Linked DNA regions of Homo sapiens: region 1 is linked to region 2. Evidence: read pairs that join two places in POLR2A ChIA-PET (ENCODE). Cell type or tissue: PC-9. All regions are shown on one strand. Links, peaks and the distances in the headings refer to the core of each region. The heading gives the core; the rest is flanking DNA.

Region 1 (9,191 bases), core at 2,163-7,162, 580 kb after region 2:
AGAACCTGGGCAGGGGGCAAGGGCAGCCCATAGGCCAGGCACACCTGGAAGCAGATGCTCTTCAGCAGGCCACGGGCATCTGAGCTCATTTGTGACGTCCCCAGCAGCCGCAGGACGGTCACTGTCTTGTGCCCCAGCAGCCTTGGCATCTGCTCAGCCAGCTTGCACATCAGGGCTGTCTTTCCAATGCCTGGGGGCCCAAAGAGTACCAGGGGGGTGTGCTGCTTGCTGTCATCGTGCCTGAGCTGCTGCCCAAGCCGGGCCAGGAGTTCCTGGCGTCCGCAGAAGGTCTGAATGACCTCCGAGCTCTGCCAAAGGTGGTGGCGGATCTCTTGGTAGAGCCACGCCAACTCCTGTCCGGCCGTATCCAGCTCACGGAGGCGTGTGAGGACCTGGTGATTGGCCCTCACCACAAACTGCTCACCCAGCTCCTTCAGGTAGCAGGCGTGAGTCTTGTTCTTGGGGTTCACCAAGTCGCGGCTCCACGGCAGGCGGTGGGTCTTGAGGACCCCTGGGTGCATGTCAGTGATGTGACTTTTGAGGCTGCTGAGAAGGTTCTGGGCATCAGCGTCCAGGCAGCCATCCGCGAGCCGGTCCACCATCCTAAGGGCGCAGTCTTCAAGGATGTGTTTGTGGAGGTCTTGGATCTCTCTAAGGAAGACGGTGGCTCCCTGTTCCCGGTCCTCTGAGCTCAGCAGGCTCCGCTCTATCTCCCACTCAATGACTGCCAAAGTGGGGAAGGTGGGAAGGAAGTGTGGTCATTATTGGGTCAGCAGCTGACCTAAATGGGGTTGCTGGGAGACCTGTTGTTGGGGGATGTGCATTGGTTCTCAAGATTAACGTGCACCAGAGTCTGACCTGGGGGTCTCGAAAAGACCCACATGGCTGGACCCCACCTCCAGAAGTGATTCAGCAGATCTGAGTGGGGCCCCGGAGTTTGCATTTGCAACAAGCCAAGGCTTGCTGGTCCAGGGACTGCACCCAGAGTTACACTAGTTAAGCCATTACTCTTATTCTTCTTCTTATTATTATTATTATTGAGACAGGGTCTCACTCTGTCACCCAGGCTGGAGTGGAGTGGCGCGATCTTAGCTCACTGCAACCTCCGCCTCCTAGGCTCAAGCGATCCTTCCACCTCAGCCTCCCGAGTAGCTGGGATTACAGGCATGCACTAGCACGCCTGGCTAATTTTTGTATTTTTTGTAGAGATGGGGTCTTACTATGTTGCCCAAGCTGGTCTCCAACTACTGAGCTCAAGCAATTCAACCTCGGCCTCCCAAAGTGCTGGGATTACAGGCGTGAGCCACTGCGCCCGGCCTGATTTAGCCATTATTAATCAAAGACCCCTCAGGGTAGGCAACACAGAGGTCCCATGTGAGGAGCAGTCACACTGTAAAACAATGCTGTCATCCTCAAAAAGTGAAACATGGAGTTACTATCACGCCCAGCAATTCCACTCCCAGGTATCTGCTGAAAATACCTGAAAACAGAGACTCCAACAAATATTAATACACCCTAGCTTGTAACAGCACCATTCACAATAGCCAAAAGACAGAAACAATCCAAACATCCATCAACGGGCTGGACATGGGGTCTCATGCCTGTAATCCCAGCACTTTGGGAGGCCAAGGTGGGCAGATCACCTGAAGTCAGGAGTTTGAGACCAGCCTGGCCAACATGGTGAAACCTTGTCACTACTAAAAATACAAAAATTAGCCCAGCGTGATGCCGCACGCCTGTAATCCCAACTACTCAAGAGGCTAAGACAGGAGAATCACTTGAACCCGGGAGGCAAAGGTTGCAGTGAGCCAAGATCATGTCACTGCACTTCAGCCTGTGCAACAGAGCGAGACTCCATCTCAAAAACAAAACAAATCAAAACAAACATCCATCAACAGATGAATGGATAAACAAAATATGGTCCTTCCACACAATGGGATACTATTCGGCCATTGAAATGGATGAAGTACTCACAGGTGTTAAAATGTGGATGAACCTCAAAAATATGATGCCAAGTGAGAGAAGCCAGACACAAAAGGCCATGTAGTGTGAGATTCCATTGACATGAAATGTCCAGAACAGGCAAATTAATAGAGACAGAAAGCAGATTGATGGTTGCCTGCGCTGGGAGAGGGGAGATGGGGAGTGTTTAATGGGTAGAGCTTCTTTTGAGGTGATGAAAATGTCTTGGAGGGCCAGGTGTAGTTCATGCCTGTAATCTCAGCACTTTGGGAGGCAGAGGCTGGACGATCACTTGAGCTCAGGAGTTCGAGACCAGCCTGTGCAAAACGGCAAAACCCCGTCTCTACAAAAAATAAGTTAGCCACCTGTGATGGCGTGTGACTGCGGTCCCAGCTACTGGGAAGGCTGAGGTGGGAGGATTGCTTGACCCCAGGAGCTGGAGGCCACACTGAGCCGTGATCGTGCCACTGCACTCCAGCCTGGGCAACAGAGTAAGACCTTGTCTCAAAAAAAATTAAATAAATAAATAAATAAATAAATAAATAAATAAATAAAAAGAAAATGTCAGCCAGGCGCGGGTGCTCATACCTGTAATCCCAGCACTTTGGGAGGCCAAGGCGGGCCGATCAAGAGGTCAGGAGTTCGAGACCAGCCTGAGCAACATGGGGAAACCCCGTCTCTACTAAAAATACAAAAATTAGCCAGGCGAGGTGGCGCATGCCTGTAATCCCAGCAACTTAGGAGGCTGAGGCAGGAGAATTGCTTGAACCTGGGAAGCAGAGGTTGGAGTGAGCTGAGATCGCACCACTACACTCCAGCCTGGACAATAGAGCAAGACTCCATCTCAAAAAAAAAAAAAAAGAAAGAAAAAGAAAATATCTTGGAACTAGACAGAGGTGGAAGTTACATGACACAGTGTTGGCCATTGAAGAACATGGGCTTGAACTACACAGGTCAAGTTTCTTCTGCCTCTGCCACCCCTGAGACAGCAAGACCAACCCCTCCTCTTCCTACTCAAGGTGAAGATGATGAGGATGAAGACCTTTGTGACTGATGATCCACTTATGTTTAATCAACAGCAAACATATTTTCTCTTCCTTGTGATTTTTGTAATAACATTTTCTTTTCTCTAGCTTACTTGATTGTAAGAAAACAGGATATGATAGATAGAACATGCAAAATATGTGTTCATCGACTGTTTTTTTTTGTTGTTTTTTGTTTTTTGTTTTTAGACAGAGTCTTGCTCTGCTGCCAGGCTGGAGTGCAGTGGTGCGATCTCAGCTCACTACAACCGCTGCCTCCCGGGTTCAAGTGATTCTCCTGCCTCAGCCTCCCGAGTAGCTGGGACTACAGGTGTGCACCACCATGCCCAGCTAATTTTTGTAATTTTAGTAGAGACAGAGTTTCACTATTTTGGCCAGGCTGGTCTTGAACTCCTGACCTCGTGATCCGTCTGCCTCAGCCTTCCAAAGTGCTGGGATTACAGGCATGAGCCACCGCACCCGGCCAACTGTTTATGTTGTTTCTTTGTTTGTTTGTTTGATACGGGGTCTCACTCTGTCACCCAGACTGAAGTACAGTGGTACAATCTTGGTTCACTGCAATCTCCGCCTCCTAGGCTGACGCAATCCTCCCACGTCACTCTCCTGAGTAGCTGAGACTACAGGTGTGCACCACCACACCCAACTAATTTTAATTTTTTTTTTTTAAATAAAGGTGAGGTTTTGCCATGTTGCCCAGACTGGTCTCCAACTCGGGGCTCAAGTAATCCACCCACCTCAGACTCCCAAAGTGCTGGGATTACAGGCATGAGCCACCACACCTGGTCAACAATTTATGTGATTGGTGGGCTATTAGTAGTTACGTTTTGGGGGAGTCAAAAGTTATACACAGATTTTCGACTGTGCAAGGAGTTAGAGTCCCTAAACACTATGTTGTTCAAGGGTAGACTGTATTTTATTTAATTAATTAATTTATTTATTTAGAGACAGGGTCTCACTCTGTCACCCATGCTGGAGTGCAGTGGCAAGATCATAGCTCAATGCAGCCTCCAACTCCCGGGCTCCAGCGATCCTCTCATCTCAGCCTCCTGAGTAGCTGGGGCTACAGGCATGCACCACTATACCTAGCTAATTTTGTTTTTGTTTTTGTTTTTGTTTTTTGAGACAGGTCTCTCTCTGTAACCCCGGCTGGAGTGCAGTGGCATGATCTTGGCTTACCACAGCCTCTGCCTCCTGGGCTCAAGCAATCCTCCTGCCTCAGCCTCCTGAGTGGCTGGGACTACAGGCATGCACTACCACATTTGGCAAATTTTTAAAAGTTTTTTTTTTTTTTTGTAGAGATGAGGTGTCACTATATTGCCCAGGCTGGTCTCGAACTCCTGAACTCAAGTGATTCTCCTGCCTCGGCCTTCCAAAATTCTGGGATTACAGGTAGGCACTACTGGGCTCAGCCTGTCAGATTTTAGTAATACAAATCCTGCATCCTAGGAACCCCTCCGTCCCAGGCAAACTGGGATGGTAGTCGCCCTGCATTGCTCCCCCTGATATGGTTTGGCTGTGTCTTCACCCAAATCTCATCTTGAATTGTAGCTCCCATAATTCACACGTGCTGTGGGAGGGACCTGGTGGGAGATAATTGAATCATGGGGGATAGTTTCCCCCATACTGTTCTCGTGGTAGTGAATAAGTCTCACAAGATCTGATGGTTTTATAAGGAATTTCCCCTTTCGCTTGGCTCTCACTCTGTCTTACCTGCCACCATGTAAGATGTGCCTCTTTGCTTCTCCTTTGCCTTCAGCCATGATTGTGAGGCCTCCCCAGCCATGTGGAATTGTGAGTCCATTAAACCTCTTTCCTTTGTAAATTACCCAGCCTCAAGTATGCCTTTATTAGTGGCATGAGAACAGACTAATACGGCCCCTGTGCCAGGAACCTCCCTGGGAGACAAGAAGAAAGAGCCAGCGAGGAGAGGAAGATCCTGAGACCAAGATTGATCAGGAACATGGCTGAACTATCTTGGATCAGTAAAACAGCCTTTCTCAGAGCCGAGGGACCAGAGGTTGACTGGTTTGGCATTTGCAAGAAATGCAGACTGTTGCATTTTTGCCAACAGGGGATGGATATTCTGAACACGTGGTCAGTTTCTTGTGGGTCTCCAGAGGGGAGTCCCTGCGGCCTCACCTGACCGGTGGTAGTGCTGCCACTGCTCCTGGGTGATGAGCCCCAGCCTCCGGGCCTCCTGGGCTCCAGAGCGTAGGACAGAAGTTAAGGTGGCCTCCTCTGGTTCACAGGCCTCCCCAGTACCTGGTGCCTGCAGGACGTAGGTGGGAGGAAACGCATTCTCGTCCCTCTGGAAGTATCGTGCCACCAGCTCCAGGTCACTTGGCCTGGCAGTCAGATGGTCCCTCAATACCTCCCACTCCTTCTCATCGATCCGCGAGGGAATCAGACAGGGGCCGTACTGATCACCGATGAGGGCCTGGCAGAGAGGAAGTCACAGATTCAAATCTCACTTTTTTTCTTCAGACAAGGTCTTGCTCTGTCGCCCAGGCTGGAGTGCGGTGGTACAACCATGGCTCACTGCAGCCTCAACCTCCTGGGTTTAAGTGATCCTCCCACTTGGACCACAATCACATGCCACCATACCCAGCTAATTTTTAAGTTTTTATTTTCGGTACAGATAGGGTCTCACTACATTACCCGGGCTGGTATTGAACTCCTGTACTCAAGGGATCCTCTCATCTCAGCCTCACAAAGTGCTGGGATTACTGTCGTGAGCCACTGTCCCCAGCCACAATTTACTATTCTTTCTCCAATTCAATATATAAGTAAATGACTCTAGCTGCTTTTGTGGGTCCTTATTTCCTTATGAGGGTTCTTATGCCATGTAAAACACTTGTATTAATAAATGTATATCGGCCAGGCGCGGTGGCTCACACCTGTAATCCCAGCACTTTGGGAGGCCAAGGCGGGTGGATTACCTGAGGTCAGGAGTTCAAGACTGGCCTGGCCAACATAGTGAAATCCCATATCTACTAAAAATATAAAAATTAGCTGGGCGTAGTGGTAGGTGCCTGTAATCCCAGCTACTTGGGAGGCTGAGGCAGGAGAATTGCTTGAACCCGGGAGAGGGAGGTTTCAGTGAACCGACATGGTGCCACCGCAGTCCAGCCTGGGCAACAGAGTAAGACTCTGTCTCAAAATAAATAAATAAATAAACAAACTAATAAATAAATAAATAAATATGTATGGTTTCTTTTCCTGTTAATCAATTTTATGTCAATTCAATTCTTCAATCCAACCAGCACTCTGAGAAGATGGAGGTGAAGTTGACCGCCCTTATAGCCTGGAGCCACCAGAAGTCACGAGGGTCAATAAAGAATTGTCCCCTAGGCTAGGCATGGTGGCTCACGCCTGTAATCCCAACACTTTGGGAGGCCAAGGCAGGAGGATCTCTTGAGCCCAGGAGTTAGAGACTAGCTGGGCAACATAGTGAGACCCCATATCTATAAAAATTAAAAATTATCAGGGTGTGGGGGTGTGCATCTGTAGTCTCAGGTACTCAGGAGGCTGAGGCTGGAGGACCGCTTGAGCTCAGGAGTTCGAGGCTGCAGTGAGCTGTGATCGCACCACTGCACTCCAGCCTGGGGGACAGAGTGAGACCCTGTCTCTAAAGAAACAAATAATGGGGCCAGGCAAGGTGGCTCACGCCTGTAATCTCAACACTTTGGAAGGCTGAGGTGGGCAGATCATTTGAGGTCAAGAGGAGTTCGAGACCAGTCTGGCCAACATGGTGAAACCCCTACTAAAAATACAAAAATTAGCCAGGCATGGTGGCGTGCAGGTGTAATCCCAGCTACTAGGGAGGCTGAGGCAGGAGACTTGCTTGAAGCCGGGAGGCGAAGGTTGCAGTGAGCCAAGATGGCACCACTACACTCCAGCCTGGGCGACAGAGCAAGACTCTGTCTCAAATAAAATAATAATAATAATAATAATAATAATAATAATAATAATAATAGGCAACATAGTGAGACCCTGTCTCTACAAAAAATTTTTTTAAAAATAGCCAGGCATGGTGGCACATGCCTGTAGTCCCAGCTGCTCGGGAGCCTGAGGCAAGAGAATCGCTTGAACCCTGGAGGCGGAGGTTGTGGTGAGCCGAGATTGCGCCATTGCACTCCAGCCTGGGCAACAAGAGCGAAACTCCGTCTCAAAATATATATACAATTTATCTCGATAATTAAGATTTAAATTAAATCTTGTGGTGGTTCTCCATTCTAGTTCTGGTCCTTCCAGGGAGAATCAGAGGTGAAGCAGGGCTAAGAGGACCCTAAGTCCAGCTCTCCCCTTTTATTATCATGGAAACAGGGGCCTGGGGATGGAACAGAGTTAGTCCAAGGTCACAGGATGGCTTAAGGGCTGACCACGGAGAAAGGGAGAGATCAGAGCTCAGTATGAAAGCGCCACATTCTGAGTACAGTCAGCCCACAGATATTTATTTATTTATTATTTATTTTATTTTTTTGAGATGGAATCTCCCTCTGTCGCCCAGGCTGGAGTGCAGTGGCACAATCTCAGATCACTGCAACCTCTGCCTCCTGAGTTCAAGTGATTCTCCGGCCTCAGCCTCCTGAGTAGCTGGGATTACAGGCGTGAGCCACCACGCCTGGCTAATTTTTATATTTTTAGTAGAGACAGGGTTTCGCCATGTTGGCCAGGCTGGTCTCGAATTCTTGATCTCAGGTGATCCGCCTGCTTCAGCCTCCCAAAGTGTTGGGATTACAGGCATGAGCCACTGCGCCTGGCCTATTTACTTTTTTTGAGACACAGTTTCACTCTGTCACCCAGGCTGGCGTGCAGTGGTACAATCTCAGCTCACTGCAACCTCTACCTCCCCAGTAGCTGGGACTACAGGCGCCCACCACCACACCCGGCTAATTTTTGTATTTTTAGTAGAGACTGGGTTTCACCATGTTGGCCAGACTGGTCTCAAACTCCTGACCTCAAATAATCTGCCCACCTCAGCCTCCCAACGTTCTGGGATTACAGGCAGGAGCCACCGGGCCCAGCCAACCTTGGAGTCTTAGCCAAAGAGGCAGGCATCAATCTAGAATCAGACCAAGGTCAAATGGCAGCTGTTAGAGTGCTAGGAAGAAAGGGTAAAACATGGGTCGTACGTAGCCTGGGGAGTCAGGGAAATTCACCTGAGCTGCAGAATAAGACATGAAAAGAGCCAGGCATGGTAGCTCATGCCTGTAATCCCAGCACTTTGGGAGGCCGAGGCAGGTGGATCACCTGAGGTCAGGAGTTCGAGACCAGCCTGGCCAACATAGCGAAACCCCATATCTATTAAAAATATAAAAATAATTAGCCGGGCATGGTGGTAGGTGCCTGTAATCCCAGCTACTTGGGAGGCTGAGGAAGGAGAATTGCTTGAACCCAGGAGAGGGAGGTTTCAGTGAACCGACATGGTGCCACTGCACTCCAGCCTGGGCGACAGAGTAAGACTGTCTCAAAAAAAAAAAAAAAAACACAAAAACAAAACAAAACAAAAAAACCAAAAACATGAAAAGGAGTTTATTAGGCAGAGTATCTTGCAGGCAGGGGGAGCAGCATGTGCAAAGGCCCTGTGGCAGGAAGAAGCATGGCTGCTGTAGGAAGGGCACAGCGACTAAGGCACTGGCAAGAAGAGGGACAGCGAAGGGGGATAAGGCTGTCCCCTCCCCCTTTTCTTTTCTTGAGTCAGAGTTTCACTCTTGTTACCCAGGCTGGAGTGTAATAGTGCAATCTTGGCTCACTGCAACCTCTGCCTCCCAGATTCAAGTGATTCTCCTGCCTCAGCCTCCCAAGTAGCTGGGATTATAGGCACCCACGACCACAGCTGGCTAATTTTTTGTATTTTTAGTAGAGACAGGGTTTCGCCATGTTGGCCAGGCTGGTCTTGAATTCCTGACCTCAAGTGATCCGCCTGCCTCGGCCTCTCAAAGTGCTTGGATTACAGGCGTAAGCCACTGCACCCGGCCCCCCTGCACAAGATTCTGTAGGGCATGGGAGGCCATAAAATTTTGGTCTTAATGCCAGAACCACACTTGGAGTAGGTGCAAACCGGAATCCAAAAGAGTTAACCTGGGCCAGTGCGGTGGCTCACACCTGTAATCCCAGCACTTTGGGAGAATAGGGTGGGCAGATCACTTGAGCTTAGGAGTTAGCCTGGGTAACGGAGCAACT
Region 2 (9,181 bases), core at 2,131-7,130:
GCCGGGCGCGGTGGCTCACACCTGTAATCTCAGCACTTTGAGAGGCCGAGGCAGGTGGATCACTTGAGGTCAGGAGTTTGAGACCAGCCTGGCCAACATGGCGAAACCCCGTCTCTACTAAAATACAAAAATTAGCTGGGCGTGGTGGTGGGCGCCTATAATCCCAGCTACTCCGGAGGCTGAGGCACGATAATCGCTTGAAGGTTGCGGTGAGCGGAGATCACGCCACTGCACTCCAGCCTGGGCGACAGAGTGAGACTGTCTCAAAAAAAAAAAAAAACATGGTTCCTCACCAGAACCCCACTCTCCCAGTTCCTTTACATTCTCCCCGCCTGCCCCTGCACCTACAATTTCTGAAGGAGAATCAGATCTTCTATCCGTCTAGAACTTCTCCCCTGGAAAGAGCTCTAGAGGTTTAAGAGCAGGCAAAAAGCTGTGACTTGGGTTTCAGACAAAGAGGGGCTAGCCAGGCTAGGCACAGGTGGAGGGGCGGGGATCACCTGTGCTCCTCCCTCCACAGTCCCGGAGCTGGCAGCACGTGGGATCATCCAGCAGGTGTTCCCTGTCCACGAGCAGCGTATTCTGAACCGCCTCATGAAGTCATGGGTGCAGGCCGTGTGTGAAAACCAGCCTCTAGGTGCTGCCTGGGCTGGGGGGTGGGAGGGAGTCCCAGCAGACAGGCAGGGGGTGACTGAGACCCACTTGTCCCCTGGCAGATGACATCTGTGATTACTTTGGTGTGAAAATTGCCATGTACTTCGCCTGGCTGGGCTTCTACACGTCGGCTATGGTATACCCAGCTGTCTTCGGGTCTGTCCTGTACACATTCACAGAGGCTGATCAGGTACTGGGCAGGGACCCTGCAAGGTCTGGGGGATCCAGAGGCGCCCTCCTTTCTGGACTGGCACAAACAATGACTCAACTCTTCTCTGCCACTCACAGACAAGCCGGGATGTTTCCTGCGTGGTCTTTGCCCTCTTCAACGTGATCTGGTCGACGCTGTTCCTAGAGGAATGGAAGCGGAGAGGGGCTGAGCTGGCATATAAGTGGGGGACGCTGGACTCACCTGGGGAAGCCGTGGAGGAGCCACGCCCCCAGTTCAGGGTCAGTTGGGGGCTGAGTCCAGGGTCATGGAGACAGGACAAAGGTAAATGGTGGGGGGCACTGCAGGAGCAAAGGCAGAGAGGTGTGAAACAGGATTGTTTCATCAAAGAGGGTATGCCAAACCGAGGCGGGCTCTGTGTGCTCCCCAGGGGGAGAGGTGGAAGTTGGATTTGAGGGACTGGGAACAGTGCCCTAGGTGGGTGACCTGAGAGGGTCACCTCCGCATGATGGAGGGAAATTGAGTTCTGAGGATAGGGAGGGGTGCAGAAGGCAGAGGTGGCCCCTCTGAGCTCATGCTGGGCCCGGTCTTTGCCCACCATCAGGGCGTGCGACGTATCAGCCCCATCACGCGGGCCGAGGAGTTCTACTACCCGCCCTGGAAGCGGCTGCTCTTCCAGCTGCTTGTGAGCCTCCCCCTGTGCCTGGCGTGCCTCGTCTGTGTCTTCTTGCTCATGCTTGGCTGCTTCCAGCTGCAGGTGACCCCCCATACCCTCACCCGCCCTGTCCTTGGTACCTAGCTCCACCTTGGGCTGAGCCCTGCAGCTGGGATGAGCCCTGAACCCCCTTCTCCCGCAGGAGCTGGTGCTGAGCGTGAAGGGGTTGCCCCGTCTCGCCCGATTCCTGCCTAAGGTCATGCTGGCCCTGCTTGTCAGTGTGAGTGCCGAGGGCTACAAGAAGCTAGCCATCTGGCTCAATGACATGGGTACGACCTGCCAGGGGGTCTCTGGGAGGAAGGTCTCCACTGCCCCTTGGGATCCCTGCCACCCTTGGGGGGACCGCGGCTGCCCCCTCACTCCCCCCCTTGGCCCCTAGAAAATTACCGGCTGGAGAGCGCCTATGAGAAGCACCTCATCATCAAAGTTGTCCTGGTGAGTCACCACCATCGGACAGGCAGGGGGACAACGGGGAAGCTGTGCCGTCTGTATGGGGCACAAGGAAGGCTCCAAGGAGTCGGGTGGGGGTGCAGGATGACCACCGCCTGCCTCCTTCCTGCAGTTCCAGTTTGTCAACTCGTACCTGAGCCTCTTCTACATCGGTTTCTACCTCAAGGACATGGAGCGCTTGAAAGAGGTGAGACCCCCGCCCCAGCGGCAGTCCCCCCTGCCCCCATGGCGGCCAGCGAGGGGCCAGACCCGGCACAAGGGGTCCAAGGGCTCTCCAGCCCCTCCCTCCCCTCCTCCATCCTTCTCTCCTGTCTGTCCGTCCGTTGTCCGTCGTCTGTGCGTCCTCTCTCTGCCTGTCGTCCCCCCATCTGTCCGTCCATCTGTCCGTCGGTCCCTTCACAGCTCCTGCTCGTCCTGTCCCTGTCCCAGAGCCTCGAGCGGCAGCTGCAGGCGGTGCTGGTCCCGCTCGCGGCCCTGCGGTTCCGCCTGCTCCTCCTCTCCCTCCGGGGCCTCCTGCTCGCGGCCCGGGCCAAAGTACGGGCAGGTGGCGAGCCCGTGGGTCCTCGCCGGGGTGGGCAGCGTGGCTGTGCTGGGGGCCTGGCGCGCCGAGCTGAGGGCGCATGCGCGGAGGGAATCTGGGGTCGGGGGCGGCCAGCAAGCAGGTGCAGGCGGCTGGGGGCGCACGCGGCCCAGTGCACCGACAGAGCCCGCGGTGGGGTGGAGACGCGCTGGGCCTGCCCGTGAGGTGGGCGAGGAGCGCTGCGCGTGCCAGGCTGTATTTTGTGGCTGAGCGCTGGGGGCCTCGCGTCGAGGCGCGTCCAAAGCAGCGGAGTTAGGAACCGGATTCGGCGTGTGTCTGGGCACGGTGCTCCGGCGGGGCGCCCAGGGAGGGTGAGTCCCCCGATCCCGGCGCCCCGCTTGCCCCCCACGCGCCTCTCTCCTTCCCCTTCCTGCCCCCAGATGCTGGCCACGCTGCTGATCACCCGCCAGTTCCTCCAGAACGTGCGCGAGGTCCTGCAGCCGCACCTGTACCGGCGCCTGGGCCGCGGCGAGCTGGGCCTGCGGGCCGTCTGGGAGCTGGCCCGAGCCCTGCTTGGCCTCCTGAGCCTCCGGCGCCCTGCGCCCCGCCGCCTCGAACCCCAGGCGGATGAGGGCGGGGGCGGCGGCAGCGGGGGCGGGGGCCGCAGGTGCCTCAGCGGGGGCTGCGGGGCGCCGGAGGAGGAGGAGGAGGCGGCGCTGGTGGAGCGGCGGCGGGCGGGGGAAGGCGGGGAGGAGGGGGACGGGCCTCCAGGGGGCAAGGAGGAGGACGAGGACGACGAGGAGGAGGAGGACGAGGAGGAAGAGGAGGACGAGGAGGAGGGCGAGGAAGGGGGCCTCCTGGACTGCGGGCTCCGGCTGAAGAAGGTCAGCTTCGCTGAGCGCGGCGCGGGGCGGCGTCGGCCCGGCCCAAGCCCGGAGGCCCTCCTGGAGGAAGGGAGCCCCACTATGGTGGAGAAGGGGCTGGAGCCGGGAGTGTTCACCCTGGCCGAGGAGGACGACGAGGCGGAGGGGGCTCCCGGCAGCCCTGAACGGGAGCCCCCGGCCATCTTGTTCCGCCGGGCCGGGGGCGAGGGCCGAGACCAGGGGCCCGACGGGGGCCCGGACCCGGAACCCGGCTCCAACAGCGATTCGACCCGTAGGCAGAGACGGCAGAACCGGTCGTCTTGGATTGACCCGCCGGAGGAGGAACACTCGCCCCAGCTCACCCAGGCAGAGCTGGAGAGCTGTATGAAGAAGTACGAGGTGAGGAGGGGGCGGGGCCTCGCAGGGGGCGGGGCCTCGCCGGGGACGGGACACACCGTCCGAGGGTGAAGGCCGTGGGGGTGGGAGTGGTGATAACAGGGCCATTGATGTTGGGATGCTGCAGGAGAGGAAGGCCTAGCCAGATACAGGAAGCCTCTGGGCTGGCTGAGGATGGGGACAGGCCCTGGGTCCACATGGGATAATCTGAGGGAGGCGGGCTCAATGGGAGAAAGATTGTCCCAGGGAAGAGGCTTCCAGGTCTGAGGCCCGCCCACTCGCAGGACACGTTCCAGGACTACCAGGAGATGTTCGTGCAGTTCGGCTACGTTGTGCTCTTCTCGTCCGCCTTCCCCCTGGCGGCGCTGTGCGCCCTGGTCAACAACCTCATTGAGATCCGCAGCGACGCCTTCAAGCTGTGCACCGGGCTGCAGCGGCCCTTCGGCCAGCGCGTGGAAAGCATCGGCCAGTGGCAGGTGGGGGGAAGCCAAGAGATCCGAGCTGAGGCCCAGAGGGAGCCCAGGTGCAGCTGGGAGGAGCCTGGGGTCTGGGGAGGCCGGCTGGACCCCGCCTGAGCCCTCCTGCCGCCCTGCAGAAGGTGATGGAGGCCATGGGTGTCCTAGCGATTGTGGTCAACTGCTACTTAATCGGCCAGTGCGGGCAGCTGCAGCGCCTCTTCCCCTGGCTGAGCCCGGAGGCAGCCATCGTGTCGGTGGTAGTGCTCGAGGTGGGGCCGGCGACAGGGGCGGGGGCAGCTGGGAGGCGAGAGGGCGGCCCCAGCGTCTGCAGCCTGCAGCCTCCTCTCTGCCACCCCTGCAGCACTTCGCTCTGCTCCTCAAGTACCTCATCCACGTGGCCATCCCCGATATCCCGGGCTGGGTGGCCGAGGAAATGGCCAAGCTGGAGTACCAGCGCCGCGAGGCCTTTAAGGTAGGGGGGCCAGGCTGGGCTCGGTTTTCTCATTGGTGGGGCTGCTGGTGGATCTCTGATCTTGGTGGCCAATTCCTTAGCGTAAGGGCAAATGCAGAGACTGCACAGAGCTGGGTATAATAATTAGTGCTCCCTGGCTGGGTGCAGTGGCTCACTCCTATGATCCCAGCGCTTTGGGAGGCCAAAGTGGGAGGATCGCTTGAGCCCAGGAGTTTGAGGCTGCAGCTAGCTATGATTGCGCCACTGCACTCCAGCCTGGGTGATGGAGCAAGACCCTGTCTCTAAAAAGAGTAATAATAAGCAATAATAACTAGTGTTCACAACGGGTCCAGTCGCTTCTGGAATCCTGGCAGCATCCAGCACGAGGCTGGCCCTTCAGAACCTTCAGCCATCCACCAGCTTGCCCGATTGCATCCTGTTAGGGGGCCAGGGACACAGCGGAGGCTTCCTAGAAGCGCAGCTTCTTCCGCATTCCTCAGAAAGCTACAGAATGGGCCAAGGAGCTCCCCAGTGCCTGCACAGGGAACATTCCTCGAGGATGACAATGTCCTTTGTCTGCACTGTCCCTGCAGCCTTTAGCTACAGGTGATAAGTGAGCACGTTGAAGTGCAGCTGCTGCGACCGAGAAACTGAATTTTTATTTTATTGAACAGAGCCTCGCGTGGCTACCTGGGTATAGTCTGCTGCAGCCATAGTCCTTTTTGTTTTTGTTTTTGTTTTTTCTTTGAGACAGAATCTCTCTCACTCTGTCATCCAGGCTGGAGTGCATGGAGTGCAGTGGCACAATCTCGGCTCACCGCAATCTCCACCTCCCAGGTTTAAGCAATTCTCATGCCTCCCAAATAGCTGGGATTACAGGCATGTCCCACCACGCCTGGCTAATTTTTCTATTTTTAATAGAGATGGGGTTTCACCATGTTGGCCAGGCTGGTCTCCAACTCCTAACCTCAAGCAATCTGCCCACCTCCCAAAGTGCTGGGATTATAGGCGTGAGCCACCGTACCCAGCCTGCAGCCACGGTTCTGTCTCTTGCCTGTTCTCTGGGAAGCAGGGGATCGGTTGAGGCTCAGGATTGGTTTCCACTTTACCAATTCCTAAGACGCTGTCTGGCACACAGCCGGGGACAGAGTTGATGGCCAGTGAATGTTTGTTTTCTTTTCAATTCCCAGAAAGTACCGGCGTGGGTCCAGGGATTCATTCAGTTGCACCCAATAAGCCTCGGAATCTCTCTCCAGTTCCCCAGAGAACCTCAGTGTGGGCCCAGAGATGAAGCTGGCGCCCAATACGCTTTTTTTCTTTTTCTCTTTTTTGAGACAGTCTCGCTTTGTCCCCAGGCTGGAGTGCAATGGCACAATCTCAGCTCACTGCAACCTCCGTCTCCCGGGTTCAAGCGATTCTCCTGCCTCAGCCTTCCGAGTAGCTGGAATTACAGGCGTGTGCCACCATGCTCAGCTAATTTTTATATTTTTGGTAGAGACAGGGTTTTGCCATTTTGTCCAGGCTGGTCTCGAACTCCTGGCCTCAAGTGATCCTCCCATCTCAGCCTCCCAAAGTGCTGGGATTACAGGCGCAAGCCACTGCGCCCAGCCCCAATAAGCATTTAAGCCTCCCTCATTTCCACAGAGAGGCTGATCATGTATCTGGGAATGCCGTTTGCACCCAATAAGTGATTGGCTCTCTCCCACTTCTGCAGGGAGCCCCCATTGTGGGTGCAGGGATACAGTTGGAGCCTAATAAGCATTTAAGTCTCCCCCACTTTTGCAGAGAGCCCTGGCATGCACCAGCCTCAGCTGGCACCCGCTAACACCCTTTCTTCTTAGTCCTGTAACGGCTTGGCTCTACCTGCAGAGACACGAGCGCCAGGCCCAGCATCGCTACCAGCAGCAGCAGCGCAGGCGGCGGGAGGAGGAGGAGCGACAGCGCCATGCAGAGCACCATGCCCGGCGGGAGCATGATTCTGGTGGCCGAGAGGAGGCGAGGGCCGAGGGCTCTGGGCTGGACCCTGCCACCTCCTCCGAGAAGGCCTCTGCCAAGGCCAAGGGCAGCACTGCGGGTGGCCACGGGCCTGAACGGCCCAAGCGCCCAGGGTCCCTGCTGGCACCCAACAACGTCATGAAGTTGAAGCAGATCATCCCACTGCAGGGCAAATTCCTCTCGTCAGGGGCCACATCCTCACTGGCTGCTGCAGGGGCCGGAGCCACCACCCGGCCTCCCCCTGCCCAGTCACCCACAGGCAGCGACACCCGCCTGCCTGCCTTCCTCAGCTTCAAGTTCCTCAAGTCACCCGAGACCCGGCGGGACTCTGAGCGCAGCCACTCACCGCCCAAAGCCTTCCATGCTGGCAAGCTCTTCCCCTTTGGTGGCACCCGGGCTGAGCCTGGGTCCAACGGGGCGGGCGGGCAGGCCCGGCCAGATGGGACCCCCAGCAGTGGCAGCAGCCGGGTTCAGAGGAGTGGGCCGGTGGACGAGGCCCTGGCTGAGGAGCTGGAAGCCCCCCGGCCCGAAGAGGAAGGCTCAGGTCACAAGCTTTAACTCGGGGGTGGGGACGCCGGGCCGGCTTTGGGGATAGGGTAGGGTGGCCAGGCCTGGGGAGAGGGGCTGAAGGGGACAGGGGAAGCCCGGTCTTAGGTCCTGGTGGGGACCTGGGTCAGTGGTACGTGGAGCCTCTCAGTTAAAGCCTGCTTAGTATCTCCAGGGCCTTTGTTAGCCTGGAGCCCCGTGCCTGACCCTCCCCAGGGAGGGATGCCAAAGCCCCTTGTCCCAGGACTGCACCCAGGGACCCCCACCATGCTCCGGTGCCAGGAGAGATGAGGGAGGCCTGTTTCCCAACCAGCCCACCCTTCTCCTGCTCCAGCTCACTCTTGGGGGGGACTTGACCCCCCAGGCCTCTATGCAAATCCACACCCTGCAGCCCAGCTGTTCAGGAAGGCCTTCCTCGAGGTGGGGCTGGGGCTGCCCACCCAGGGAGCTCCCACATGTGCTGAGCAGAGGTGCAGGCCTCACCCCTACCCTCCCACCCCCACCACCTCCCCTGCCCCAATCCCAGCCTGGGCTCCAGCAACCCCATTCCCAGGGAGCCCAACAGGTGGCAGCTGCAGCACAAGGGCCATAGGTCAGAAGCCAGAGGGACTTCCTCAAACTGTCCTCCCCCTGTGACCGGCAGGGCCGTGCCCAGAGGCAGGGTATGCACCGGAAGCCGCCCAGGGGGCCGCCCCACCTCAGTCTCTGATCAGAAGCAATAAGGCCTTTATGTGCCTGGATGCCCGGGAGGGAGCGCGGGCAGGGTTGCCAGCCCGGCGGGGTCCGGCGGGGGCGGCATCCCCCCGGAACGGCCCCTCTCGCCTCCGCAGGGACAGCGCTGGCCCCCGTGGGCGCCCCTGCCCTCCGCACCCGCCGCAGCCGGAGCCCCGCGCCGCCGCCGCCAATGCCGCTGCCCCGGCCCCCGACACCGCCCGCAGGCTGCTGGCAGTGGGACGGGCCCTGGGGCTGCGGGGGCGAGGGTGCCGCCCCCCGCCAGGCCCTGGCCGCTGCCGAGTGCCCACCCTGTGCCATGGCCGGGCCCCCACCCGCCCCCCAGCCCCTGCCGGGAGACGCCAGCTTTTACAGCCTCCCGCCCCCACCGCTACCGCCCACCTCGGATCCCCTCGAGACCCCAGCGCCCTCCCCTAGCCCCAGCCCCAGCCCCCAGGCCGTGTGCTGGCCCAGCGGCTGGCATTAGCTCTACCCGCCCTGCCTTCTCTTCTCATATGCAATATCAGTCATTCACAGGGGCGGCCGGTCTCCAAAATGCAAAATGCGCTTCAGCCCCCGAGGGCCCCCAGTATTGGTCGGTGCCCCCCATCTGCCGTTTTCCTTTCCAAACGAAAGGAAACCCACAAATCCAACAGAAAACACACACACACACACACACACACACACACACAGAACAGGCGATTATTTATTTGTTTTTAATTTATTTTGTCATATTTTTGTAAAACGGCAGAAATGCAATAAAAACTATATTTCAACAGTGCCCGAGGTCAGAGCAGTGGAAAAGGGAGTGGGGGTGGGGGAGTCTGGGTGGCTGGGGCCTAGGTTGGGAACCCCCTCCCCCCATCCTGGTACAGGCTGGCTTGACCCATGAGGGCCTCCTCCCAAAAACTGGGTCTTGGCCACAGATGGAAAACTCCAGGCTGCGCCGCCTCTGAGACGGCCCAGATTTGGAGGCCAACTTCAGCCCTGGCTTCAGCCACTAGACAAAGGAAGGAATCTCTAAGTGCTGAAAAGAGGCGACAATGTGTGCACAGGCCCCAGTCCTGAGTAAGACTCCTTCTCAAAGAGGACAGCGCGGTGGTTTGCAAGACGTGGCCCCTTCTGGCACACCCGCCTCCTGGAACATCGTCTGGGGAGCCAGAGACAGTGGGAAGAGCTTGTGGCATGAACATCAGAAGGCACCTGGCACCTGAGCCTCCTGCAGTCCCCGACTTGTGATACTGAGAGAATGG

The links. Peaks named below come from ENCODE experiments on the same cell type or tissue, not always from the same donor. Only the 100,000 strongest peaks of a DNase experiment are listed, where the experiment ranks them.
Region 1: POLR2A ChIA-PET joins it to region 2 with 5 read pairs; 2 of 35 experiments call an interaction of 5 or more read pairs at or near these places.

Annotation. Positions count from the first base shown.
Region 1 is chr19:16,740,672-16,749,862 of GRCh38, reverse strand. NWD1 (NACHT and WD repeat domain containing 1) reads right to left here. Exons shown (of 19, transcript NM_001007525.5): 5 at 5,145-5,442; 6 at 1-724. Among named protein-coding and RNA genes, the nearest start is that of NWD1, 25 kb to the right of the region's middle. In PC-9, for the core only: no CTCF peak of the experiment used is centred there; no DNase peak of the experiment used is centred there.
Region 2 is chr19:17,322,751-17,331,931 of GRCh38, reverse strand. ANO8 (anoctamin 8) reads left to right here. Exons shown (of 18, transcript NM_020959.3): 6 at 521-637; 7 at 717-844; 8 at 943-1,104; 9 at 1,428-1,580; 10 at 1,681-1,807; 11 at 1,918-1,973; 12 at 2,101-2,175; 13 at 2,949-3,770; 14 at 4,052-4,243; 15 at 4,363-4,494; 16 at 4,587-4,697; 17 at 6,546-7,215; 18 at 8,048-8,709. The coding sequence ends at 8,415. It overlaps DDA1 (DET1 and DDB1 associated 1), which reads right to left. Exons shown (of 5, transcript NM_024050.6): 5 at 8,634-9,181. Among named protein-coding and RNA genes, the nearest start is that of ANO8, 7.5 kb to the left of the region's middle. RefSeq lists enhancers at 1,939-2,466, 2,467-2,994, 2,995-3,522, 3,523-4,051, 4,052-4,579 and 3 more and silencers at 2,972-3,131, 3,601-3,770. In PC-9, for the core only: CTCF peaks have their summits at 4,141 (motif pointing left) and 4,148 (motif pointing left); DNase peaks (open chromatin) are centred at 4,051 and 5,211; H3K4me3 peaks cover 2,634 bases; H3K27ac peaks cover 1,913 bases.